Regions from separate parts of the Homo sapiens genome. Here region 1 is linked to region 2. Evidence: read pairs that join two places in POLR2A ChIA-PET (ENCODE). Cell type or tissue: OCI-LY7. All regions are shown on one strand. Links, peaks and the distances in the headings refer to the core of each region. The heading gives the core; the rest is flanking DNA. Region 1 has its middle 47 kb from the start of LINC01823. Region 2 has its middle 17 kb from the start of TSN.

What was found. ChIA-PET counts read pairs that join two places held together with the same protein. Peaks named below come from ENCODE experiments on the same cell type or tissue, not always from the same donor. Only the 100,000 strongest peaks of a DNase experiment are listed, where the experiment ranks them.
Region 1: POLR2A ChIA-PET joins it to region 2 with 7 read pairs; 2 of 35 experiments call an interaction of 5 or more read pairs at or near these places.

Annotation. Positions count from the first base shown.
Region 1 is chr2:121,834,703-121,840,078 of GRCh38, forward strand. No RefSeq gene overlaps it. Among named protein-coding and RNA genes, the nearest start is that of LINC01823, 47 kb to the left of the region's middle. In OCI-LY7, for the core only: a CTCF peak has its summit at 5,115 (motif pointing left); no DNase peak of the experiment used is centred there.
Region 2 is chr2:121,769,993-121,775,356 of GRCh38, forward strand. No RefSeq gene overlaps it. Among named protein-coding and RNA genes, the nearest start is that of TSN, 17 kb to the left of the region's middle. In OCI-LY7, for the core only: no CTCF peak of the experiment used is centred there; DNase peaks (open chromatin) are centred at 1,699 and 2,469; H3K4me3 peaks cover 1,193 bases; H3K27ac peaks cover 2,323 bases.

The sequences.
Region 1 (5,376 bases), core at 317-5,316, 65 kb after region 2:
GCAATCTCAGCTCACTGCAACCTCTGCCTCCCAGATTCAAGCGATTCTCCTGTCTCAGCCTCCCAAGTAGCTGGGATTACAGGTGCACCACCATGCCTGGCTAATTTTTGTAATTTTAGTAGATACAGGGTTTCACCATATTGGTCAGGCAGGTTTCACCATATTGGTCAGGCTGGTATCAAACTCCTGACCTCAGGTGATCCACCCGCCTCAGCCTCCCAAAATGCTGGGATTATAGGCATGTGCCACTGCGCCCAGCTGAGTTTAAATTTTAAAAAACGAAGTGTTCAGAAAATGGATGGTGGTGTTGGCTGCACAACAATGTCAACGTCCTTAACACTACGGAACTGTTCACTTAGCAATGGTTAAGATGGTAAATTTTATGTAATGTGTACTTTGCCACAACTAACAATAAAATCAGATACAATTAAAAATATATTTAAAAAACCAAGGCAATCTGAATAAAATATTGACTTTAGTTAATAAAAAGTTATTAATAATCTGATTACCATCAAATATCCAGCCAGAATTCAAACTTCCTTCATGGCCTCACAAATGTCTTTTCACAGTTAGTCTCTTTGAAGCTGGAGTGAAACCAGGTCCCCACATTGCACTTGGAATCTTTAGAATAAGTTCTTAGAAGTGAAATGGCTAGCTAAAAGTATACACATATTTTAAAGAATTTGGCTGCATATTACAAAATTGCCCTTCATAAATTATGTATCATTAAGCTCCTGTGTTCACTTTTTTTAAAAGCTGAACTTTTGAAATTATTTCTGGAGAGACTCCCTCCCTGAGCTGGACATTCGTTCTTATGGGTCCTCATATTCTTGCCGGCTTCTGCGCCCACCTCCATCTACCTTCTTGGTTGTTCCTCTCAATTTTTCACTGTCAAGTTATAACTCAAACTGGAAATGTGTGCAAGAATGTTCCCAGCTCACCAAAACCCCACCTCCCCTTCACTCTCTCTGGGTCTCACCGGCTGCCAGACACCTCTCCACACGCCTCTGCCTCCTCCTCCCCTCCTCCCCTTCTGTTTCTCTGACCCATGGCAGCTTGCAGGTGTGGGTGGGGAGATGGAAAGTATGGCTGGTGGGGTGTTGGGGGGTGGGGGAGTGGGGTATGGCTTTAAAACAAGGGTTGCAGGAGGAGCAGAAACAGCTTTGAGGGGCTCTGAGGCGACAACCACCTGCTCAAATAGACATTTCTGTACCTTTAATGTCTTCGCCTTTGTGACTTTGACATCATAGTCTTCCTTGGGTTGTTAGCTTTAGAGCCCCATAAAAATGGTTGAGAGATGGAGCCACGAGAGAGGGAGGCAGATAACGTTTATTGAGCATGTGTTAGGTGCAGGGATGGCACTTGCCATCTCATCTCATCCATTCAAAACCCTAGGAGGTGGACATCACTTCCTGATGAGGAAACCAAGGCACAGAGAGGGTGAACAAGCCAGCTGGTTTAGGGGCTCCTGGTGTGCCTCGAAGCCCTCCCTGCCCCAGGGGTCTCTCCAGTCTGGGTTGGGTGACTGCTCTGGGTGAAAAATGACAGGTTTACTGGCGGGGGTGGTGAGGTGGAGGTGGCGGGAAGCAAAGTCAGCAAACAACTCAGTCTGCAAACCAAAGAGACAAAACGAAACAACACATGATTACAGAATTCATAAGCCCTTGAACTTTTCCTGAACTCTCCCAAAATTTCCTTTTAAAAATACTTTCAGGACAGAAATTAAACAAAAATTTGGAATCTTTTTTTACTTTAGCAAAATAGGAAAAAAGAATTTTTCCTCTGGAGCCAGGAGGCAATTGACAAGGTTTAGGAGGGAGCTCTCTTTAGAAGGGAATGTCTTCTGGCCCTGCTTTCTCACTCTGAGCCCAGAGGGGAGACCTGATTCAGGGGATTAAGCAGTCAAACGTGAGTCCTCGAGGTGCAGCTGGGGAGGAAGAGGAGGCCAGAATAAATCTTATTTTCATTGGCCAAATCTCCAGTGATCTAATTATAGCGGGAAGATATACTGAATGCCAGACCAAAGGAAAAGGCACGAAGCCTGCCTGAGTGTCAGCAATGTTGTTATCTGTGTTGCTGGGATTTGCAGAAGACCTGGTTAGAATCGACTCCAGACTGCTTGAAATGCAGGGCTGTTCTCATCTCAGCCATCCTGGAGCTTCTTTGGCTGAGCGCGTGCTTACAGGACTATGAGTGTGTGTGTCTTCCATGCGCTCATGTGAGGCGGCATTCCTCATTTCTGATACTGACAGGGTCTGTAACATCCGGCACAAAAACGAGAATGATCAAGGGAGGAGAGCCAAAAGCCTGTGATCTGAGTTCAGGCGGCAAGCATGAAGCTGCTTCGGTTTTAGGAGGTTGTGGCTGATGGGGGAAACAATTGAGAATTATAAACTCACAAACATGAGTTTGTTCACGAGATCTGGGGGGTGAGACAGAGAGGGTCTCTATGAAGCTGGAAACAGCTGGAACTTTAGAATGAGGGAAAAAAGAGGTTCTTCGCCTAATTGGGATGGATTTGTTAGGAATAAAAACATAGAAGATAGATCTATGGTTTTGTAGCTCTTCTTCCTGAACTTGGTGAAAGCAAACACCGATTATTTTTAGTACTACTTGTGTCCAGGTGGGCCTGTTTTATTTCTCTCCATCCTGAAGCCTGGAGGTGGGTGAAGTGGACCCAGGTAGCTTGTAGCTAGTCTAAATGACAGTGAGCTTCAAGGGGATCTATATGTCCTTCCCACTAGACTGTGAACTCGTCAAAGGCAAGGACCACCACTTCTTTTTCATCTCTCTGTCTCAGTCCTTGGTATATAGCAGTTGCTGCAAAACGATGACCGAGAGGCTCTTCATTGTGTGGCTGACTGTTTCATTCTGGTTGCAGCAAAGAAGACTCAGATAGGGAAGGAGGTAGAGATGCTCATCAACTTGCAGGGAGTGGCTGATGTCTTCAAGGGCTTATGGTAAAGTTGAGTGGCAAGTATAGACGTAGCCTTGTCTGATAAGAGGTGCTGGTGCCTGCCCAGGGAACAGGCAGCACAGCAGGGCTTAGCAGAGTTCTATCTTCAGCTGTTTGTGATGAACTCAGGCTTCCTGGCCCAGCTGCAAGTGCTTAGTCAGCTGCCTCTAAAGCACTGCTATTGCTACCTTATTAACAGCTGTATGCTACAAAGGAGGGCCTTCAAATTGAATTGCAGTGACCTGATGCTCCAGTTGTTGCAGGTGCGACTGGCTAGGGCTGGCATCGTGGGTGGTAAAAGAATTTACTAAGACAGTTGTAGTTAAAAAAAAGGCAGGTTTATTAGAGAAAGTATGAAAATATGTTACAAGAGTGCAATGGGCAGTACAGCAGAGAAGGGGCTGTCTGCCAAGAGGCAGGGGCTGGAAGGATGTTTTATAAGTTCGTGCTGAAGAGGCTACATGCAGAAGGAGGTATTTGGGAAAAGAATGTTGTGCCAGTGGATTGTATGTAATCAGCCATCTCCCATCTCTCAGAACATTGTTCTCCCCTACCTGGGGGCCCTTCCTCATTGTTGCATACTAATGAGGACTCCACACCAGTTACTGTTACTGTGTAACAGAAATCCCAAACCTGGTGATGTAAAGCCACTGCTGCTTTATTATGCTCTCAGATTCTGCAGGTCGGGAGCTTAAAGGGAGCACTGCCAGGACTGCTTGACTTTGCTCCATGATGTCTTGGACCTCAGCTAGGAAGACTCAAATGACTGGGGTCTGAAATCATCCAGAGGCTTCTTCACTTCTTTGACACATGGGCTCTCTGAACTGCTTGACTTCCTGATGGCACCAGGGTAGTTGGACTTTTTACATCTCCTTTTTACAACTCCTTTTTAACAGAGGAGTTGTACTAGTCAGGGTTCTGCAGAGAAGCAGAACATATATACGCACATACACTCATATGTCGCCTAAGGACATTTTGTTCAATGATGGACTGTGTATGTGACAGTGCTCCCATAAGGTTATAATGGAGCTGAAAAATTTCTATCACCTGGTGACATCATAGCCATCATAACATCATAGCATAGCACATTACTCATGTGTTTGTGGAGACACTGAAGTAAATGCTTGCTGCACTGCCTGTCATATAAAAGTCTAGCCATACAATTATGTACAGAACATAACATTTGATAATGATAATAAATGACTGTTACTGCTTTATGTATTTACTATATTTTAAATTGCTATTTTACAGTGTACTCCTCCTACTTATAAAAAAAGTTAACCATAAAACAGACTCAGGCAGGTCAGTCAGGAGGTATTCAAAAGAAGGCATTGTTGGCTGGGCACAGTGGTTCATGCCTGTAATCCCAGCACTTTGGGAGGCCGAGGCGGGCAGATCACCTGAGGTCAGGAGTTCGAGACCAGCCTGACTAACATGGAGAAACCCTGTCGCTACTAAAAATACAAAAATATCTGGGTGTGGTGGTGCATGCCTGTAATCCCAGATACTGGGGAGGCTGAGGCAGGAGAATTGCTTGAACCAGGAGGCGGAGGTTGTGGTGAGCCGAGATTGTGCCAATGCCCTCCAGCCTGGGCAACAAGAGCAAAGCTCCATCTAAAAAAAAAAAAAAAAGAAGGCATTGTTATCCTAGGAGATGACAGCTCCATGCATGTTATTGTCCTTGAAGAACTTCCAGTGGGACAGGATGTGGAGATGGAAGACAGTGATGTTGATGTTGAAGATCCTGACCCTGTGTAGCCTTAGGCTAATGTGTGTGTTGTGTCTTAGTGTTTAACAAAAAAGTTTAAGAAGTGAAAAAAATTTTTTTAGATAGAAGTTTATAGAATAAGGATATAAAGAAAAAAATATTTTTGTACAGCTGTAAATGCGTTTGTGTTTGAAGTTGTTACAAAAGAGCCAAATATCTAAAAAAATTGAAAAGTTTACAAAGTGAAAAGTACAATTAAGCTAAGGTTAATTTATCATTTTAAAATAAATTTAGAGTAGCCTAATTGTACAGTGTCTAGTCTACAGTAGCGGACAGTAGTGTCCTAGGCCTTCACATTCATTTATTATTTACTCATTGATTCACCCAGAGCAACTTCCAGTCCTACAAGATCCATTCATGGCAAGTGCCCTCTACAGGTGGACCATTTTTTATCTTTACACCGTATTTTTTTCTCTACTTTTTCTGCATTTAGATATGTTTAGAAACACCAATACTTACCATTGTGTTACAGTTGCTTACAGTATTTGGTATAATAACGTGCTGTACAGGTTTGTAGCCTAGGAGCAATCAGCTATACCATTCTTAGCCTAGGTGTGTAGTAAGCAATGCCATTCAGGTTAGCGTAAACTCACCCTATGATGTTCACACAGTGACAAAATTGCCTAATTATGCATTTCTCAGAACTCGTCCC
Region 2 (5,364 bases), core at 1-5,000:
TCCTACTGCCAGCCCTAGGCGACACTAATCTAATTTTCATCTCTATAAATTTGCCTTTTCTGGATATTTCATAGAAATAGACTCCTACAGTATATGATCTCTTATGTCTTTTCGCTTAGCATAATGTTTTAAAGGTTCATAACATACGTTAGTTTGTTCCTTTTTATTGCTAAGTAGTATTCCATTGTTTGGATATTCCACATTTTTTTTTTTTTTGAGACGCAGTCTTGCTTTGTCACCCAGGCTGGAGTGCAGTGGCGTGATCTCTGCTCTCTGCAATCTCTGCCTCCCGGGTTCAAGTGATTCTCCTGCATCAACCTCCCGAATGGCTGGGATTGCAGGTGTGTGCCACCACGCCCAGCTAATTTTTGTGTTTTTAGTAGAGACAGGGTTTTGCCATCTTGGCCAGGCGGGTTTTGCCATGTTGGCCAGGCTGGTCTTGAACTCCTGACCTCAGGTGATCCGCCTGCCTCGGCCTCCCAAAGTGCTGAGATTACAGGCATGAGTCTGGCCAGATATTCCACATTTTATCTATACATTCATCACATGATGACACATTTAAGTTCCATTTTTTTGGCTACTATGAATAATGCTGCTCTGAACATTAGCATGCAAGTCTGTGTGAACGTAAGTTTCTATTTCTTTTGGATAGGTACCTAGGAATCTGTGGTAAAAATGGTAAGTTTATGTTTAGTTTTTAAAGAAACTGCCAATCTGTTTCCAAAGTGGCTGCACTATTTTAAATTCCCACCAGCAATATATGAGGGTTCCCTACTAGGAGTTTAAATTCAAGACAATAACAGAAAAGATGTCATAGTCACAGTACTTAGTTTCTAAATAACTTTTGAATAATTGCTATAGTTTGGGAGCTGTAGCTTGAACTAGGTCATGAAAAGAAGTGAGTTTTTTTTTTCTTTCTATATATATATATATTTTTATTATACTTTAAGTTCTAGGGTACATGTGCACAACGTGCAGGTTTGTTACATATGTATACATGTGCCATGTTGGTGTGCTGCACCCATTAACTCGTCATTTACATTAGGTATATCTCCTAATGCTATCCCTCCCCCCTCCCCCACCTTTTTTTTTCTTTTTGAGACAGTCTTACTCTGTTGCCCAGGCTGGAGTGCAGTGGCAAAATCTTGGCTCACTGCAACCTCCACCTCCTGGGTTCAAGCAATTCTCCTGCCTCAGCCTCCTGAGTAGCTGGGACTACAGGTGTGCGTCGCCACACCCAGCCAATTTTTGTATTTTTAGTAGAGATGGAGTTTCACCATGTTGCCCAGGCTGGTCTCGAACTCCTGACCTCAGGTCATCCACTCGCCTTGGCCTCCCAAAGTGCTGGGATAACAGGCGTGAGCCACCACCGAAAGAGGTGAGATTTAGACAAGCATGGAACTAGGAGAAGGTCATTTTGGTTGGGCAGAATAATTGACACCAATGTGGAAACATATCACATTTAATGGGGTTAGGGATGTCACCCATGTGAGTGGAGGAGGAACTCTGGCAAGGTTGGATTGTTAGATTTAGGAAAGCTTGAATTGGGGGGTTAGGGAGTTTGGACTTCGAATGATAGGCATTGGAGGACTGAAGGGTTTTTTTGAGGCGAGGAGGGAGCAGCTTTAGAGTCAGTCTTAGTTTTGAATCCTGCATCTATCACGTTACCAATGGGGAGAGACCACAGGCAGGGACACCTGGGAGCAAGCTCTTGCTGTCTTTGAGGTAAGGGTCAGATTGGGTAGCTGGTGATAGGCATGACTGGGTAAGGGCAGATGGAGTGCACTGCAGAGCGAGAACTGGCCAAACTTGCTGACTGATGGAGTTGGGGTAGACAGAGAGGTTGGGGTAGACAGAGAAGTTGGGGTAGCTGAGAGAAGTGAAAAGCTGCCTGAGCTTCTGAAAGAATATCCATGGGAAAAGTGGAGCTAGTTTCTGGGGGAAGAGGAGAAGATGAGAAGTTCAATTTTGCAAGTGTTGAGTTTACTGTGCTAGATGTTGCACGGCTGGCTGTACTTTTTGGACTAGAATTTTGGGTGCCTGAGGCTGGAGGTGAGGGAGTCCTTTAGATATAGAGTGGATCTTGGAACTGTGACTGTGATGAAGAGGGAGCCCAGGGACATGATTGAAGACATCAAGAAGATGGGAGGAGCAAGAGGCCTGTGTCCAGGTCTGCCCAAGCAGGAGCTGGGGCCGTTATGTGACAGATGCACTGTGCTTTCTCTCCTACTGCACTAGAAATCCTTTACTTACTATGAAGACTTTAAGGTTTTTGGCTGAAGGAAAATAAATCTATGAAAATATGTAGAATCCTCATAGAAGAAAGCTGGGCTTGTCAGAAAAAAAATGACAAAGGAAGTAACCTATTTAGCCTGACCCTTACATCAGTTACTCAAGCTCATCTGGTGTTATTTAATACTAATTAACATTTACCCACAGCCATCTGCTCTGGCTAGGGTTGTGCGTTCATCCGTTGCAGCTGTGTTTTTTCATGATAGAATGCTGGCCTCACTGTCTGGACCCACCAGCTGGACCTGCCAGCAAGACCAGTTCAGAAGTCAGAAAGATCCCCCTTCAGCTTCCTCTGCCACGTCCCTGCTGTCAGAGCTTCCTTTGAGGAACCCTTTGCTCACCCTGACAATGGAAGTTAAGCCAGATAATTTTTCACAGTTGGGAAGTACAAAGGGCAGGATGTTTGCTTTTACTTTCTGGGGGAAGACGGCAAGATTGTTGTAATCATTTAAAGGGTTGTTTTGAAAGCACAGTTGATGGACTGGGCCCTTCTACTTTGATACACTATTAGAACCAGCACCAATACAACAAAGACTCATTTTTTTTTTTTTTTGAGACGGAGTCTCGCTCTGTTGCCCAGGCTGGAGTGCAGTGGTGTGATCTCGGCTCACTGCAACCTCCGCCTCCCAGGTTCAAGTGATTCTCCTGCTTCAGCCTCCTGAGTAGTTGAGATTACAGGTGCCCGCCACCATGCCCGGCTAATTTTTGTATTTTTAGTAGAGATGGCATTTCACCATGTTGGCCAGGCTGGTCTCGAACTCCTGACCTCAGGTGATCCACCAGCGTCAGCCTCCCAAAGTGCTGGGATGACAGGCATGAGCCACCGCGCCCCGCCACAGCAAAGACTCAAAATCAGTCAGTGTTACTGTTTGGACTTTATTTCTTAACTCTCAGATCTCCAAGGCAAAGAACAAAGGATCAGCAGGGATGGACCCAGTTTCGCTTTCTTCAGCTGTTCCCGGGAGAGTTTGGCCGTCAGTCTTCCTGGGATCAGCCCCGGAGGTGGGCATGAGTGGGTTAACGACAGGAGTCCTGCCCGGGGGACTTGGGGAGCCTGTCTTATGTCCTGTCCCACCCCCTCAAAGAACAAGGACATGACTTTATATTGTTTTATAAAACTGGTGAAATGGGTGCCCAGGTTCTTGGGCTGTGGCCTGCCTGTATCACCAAGCAGCTGTAACCTTTCCTTAAACTGAAAACAGAAAGAGGAATATTTCCCCAACTACCTTAACTGAGGAAAAAGGAAGTGGGGTTGGCACAAGCATTTGTGAGCTGACTCCAGAAGGAGAAGGAGAACCTTGGCTTTAATCTTCATTTAAAAAATACACATTGGAAGGAGGGGAGGGAATATAGTTGATACTGCCTGGTGTTCTGTCAGAGGTATGGTGGGAGTTGCAGGGAATATTTAAATGTCTGTATCATTGCTTCATGAGACATTTTGTATGTTTTCCTCCTTTTTGACTCGTGCTACTTTTATTAGAAATAAGAAATCATCATAGAACATTGGGAAATTGGCTGGGCATGGTGGCTTATGCCTGTAATCTCAGCACTTTGGGAGGCTGAGGCAGGTGGATTGCTTGAACTCAGGACTTTGAGACCAGCCTGGCCAACATGGTGAAACCTCGTCTCTACTGAAAATACAAAAATTAGCCGGGCATGGTGGTACACACCCGTAGTCTCAGCTGCTAGGGGGACTAAGGCGGTAAGGCGGGAGGATCACTTGAGCCCAGGAAGTCGAGGCTGCAGTGCCTGGGTGACACAGTGAGAACGCTGTTTCAAAAAAAAAAAAAAAAAAAAGGGAAATTGCCAAAAAATTATAAAGATGTGTATATATTTTTTTGCATTGTGATTTATCCTAAATATACTACTGACTTTTAAAAGACTTTCTGAGATACCTGTGAATTCTACTATGACCTTTTGATTTGATATTGTTTAGCTAATGGCTCATGTGAATGGTCCCTTCTCTTTGCTGAACTCCTTCGCAAAAGTGCAGAGGGTTCGGTTGGTCTGCAGTTCTCTGCAAGCTCCGTGGATGCGCAGGTTCTGCAGTCAAGCTGCCTCTGTCCCTTAGCAGCACGTTTTTCATTGCCCCTTTTGTACAAAGCTGTGATAAAATCAAAACTTCAGCTAAATTAAATTTAAAAGAGTTTAATTGAGCAACAAACAATTTGCAAATCGGGCAGCCTCCTGAGCCAGAGTATGCTCAGTGACTCTAGCGTAGCCACATGGTAGAAGATTTATGGACAGAAAAAGAAAAGTGGGCCGGGCGCGGTGGCTCGTGACTGTAATCCCAGCACTATGGGAGGCCAAGGCGGGTGGATCACCTGAGGTCAGGAGTTCGAGACCAGCCTGGCCAACATGGTGAAACCCTGTCTCTACTAAAAACACAAACAATTAGGCCGAGTGTGGTGGCTCATGCCTGTAATCCCAGTACTTTCGGAGGCTGAGGTGGGCAGGTCACGAGGTCAGGAGTTCGAGATCAGCCTGACCAATGTGGTGAAACCCTGTCTCTACTAAAAATACAAAAATCAGGTGGCAGGCGCCTGTAATCCCAGCTACTTGGGAGGCTGAGGCAGGAGAATCACTTGAACCCGGGAGATGGAGGTTGCAGTGAGCCGAGATGGCGCCACTGCACTCCAGCCTGGGTGACAGAGTGAGAATTTGTCCTGGAAAAAAAAAAAAAAAAACAAAAAAACCCACATGGCTGGGCATGGTGGCTCATGCCTGTAATCCCAGCACTTTGGGAGGCCAAGGTGGGTGGATCGCCTGAGGTCAGGAGTTTATGACCAGCCCGGCCACCCTGGTGAAACCCTGTCTCTACTAAAAATACAAAAATTAGCTGGGCATGGTGGCGGGCGCCTGTAATCCCAGCTACTTGGGAGGCTGAGGCAAGAGAATTGCTTGAACCCAGGAGGCGGAGGTTGCAGTGAGCCGAGATTGCACCACTGCACTCCAGCCTGGGCAACAGAGTGAGACTCCATCTCAAAAACAAAACAAACAAGTAAAAAAACCAGAACCCGGGAGGCAGAGGGCGGAGGTTGCAGTGAGCTGAGATCGTGCCATTGCACTCCA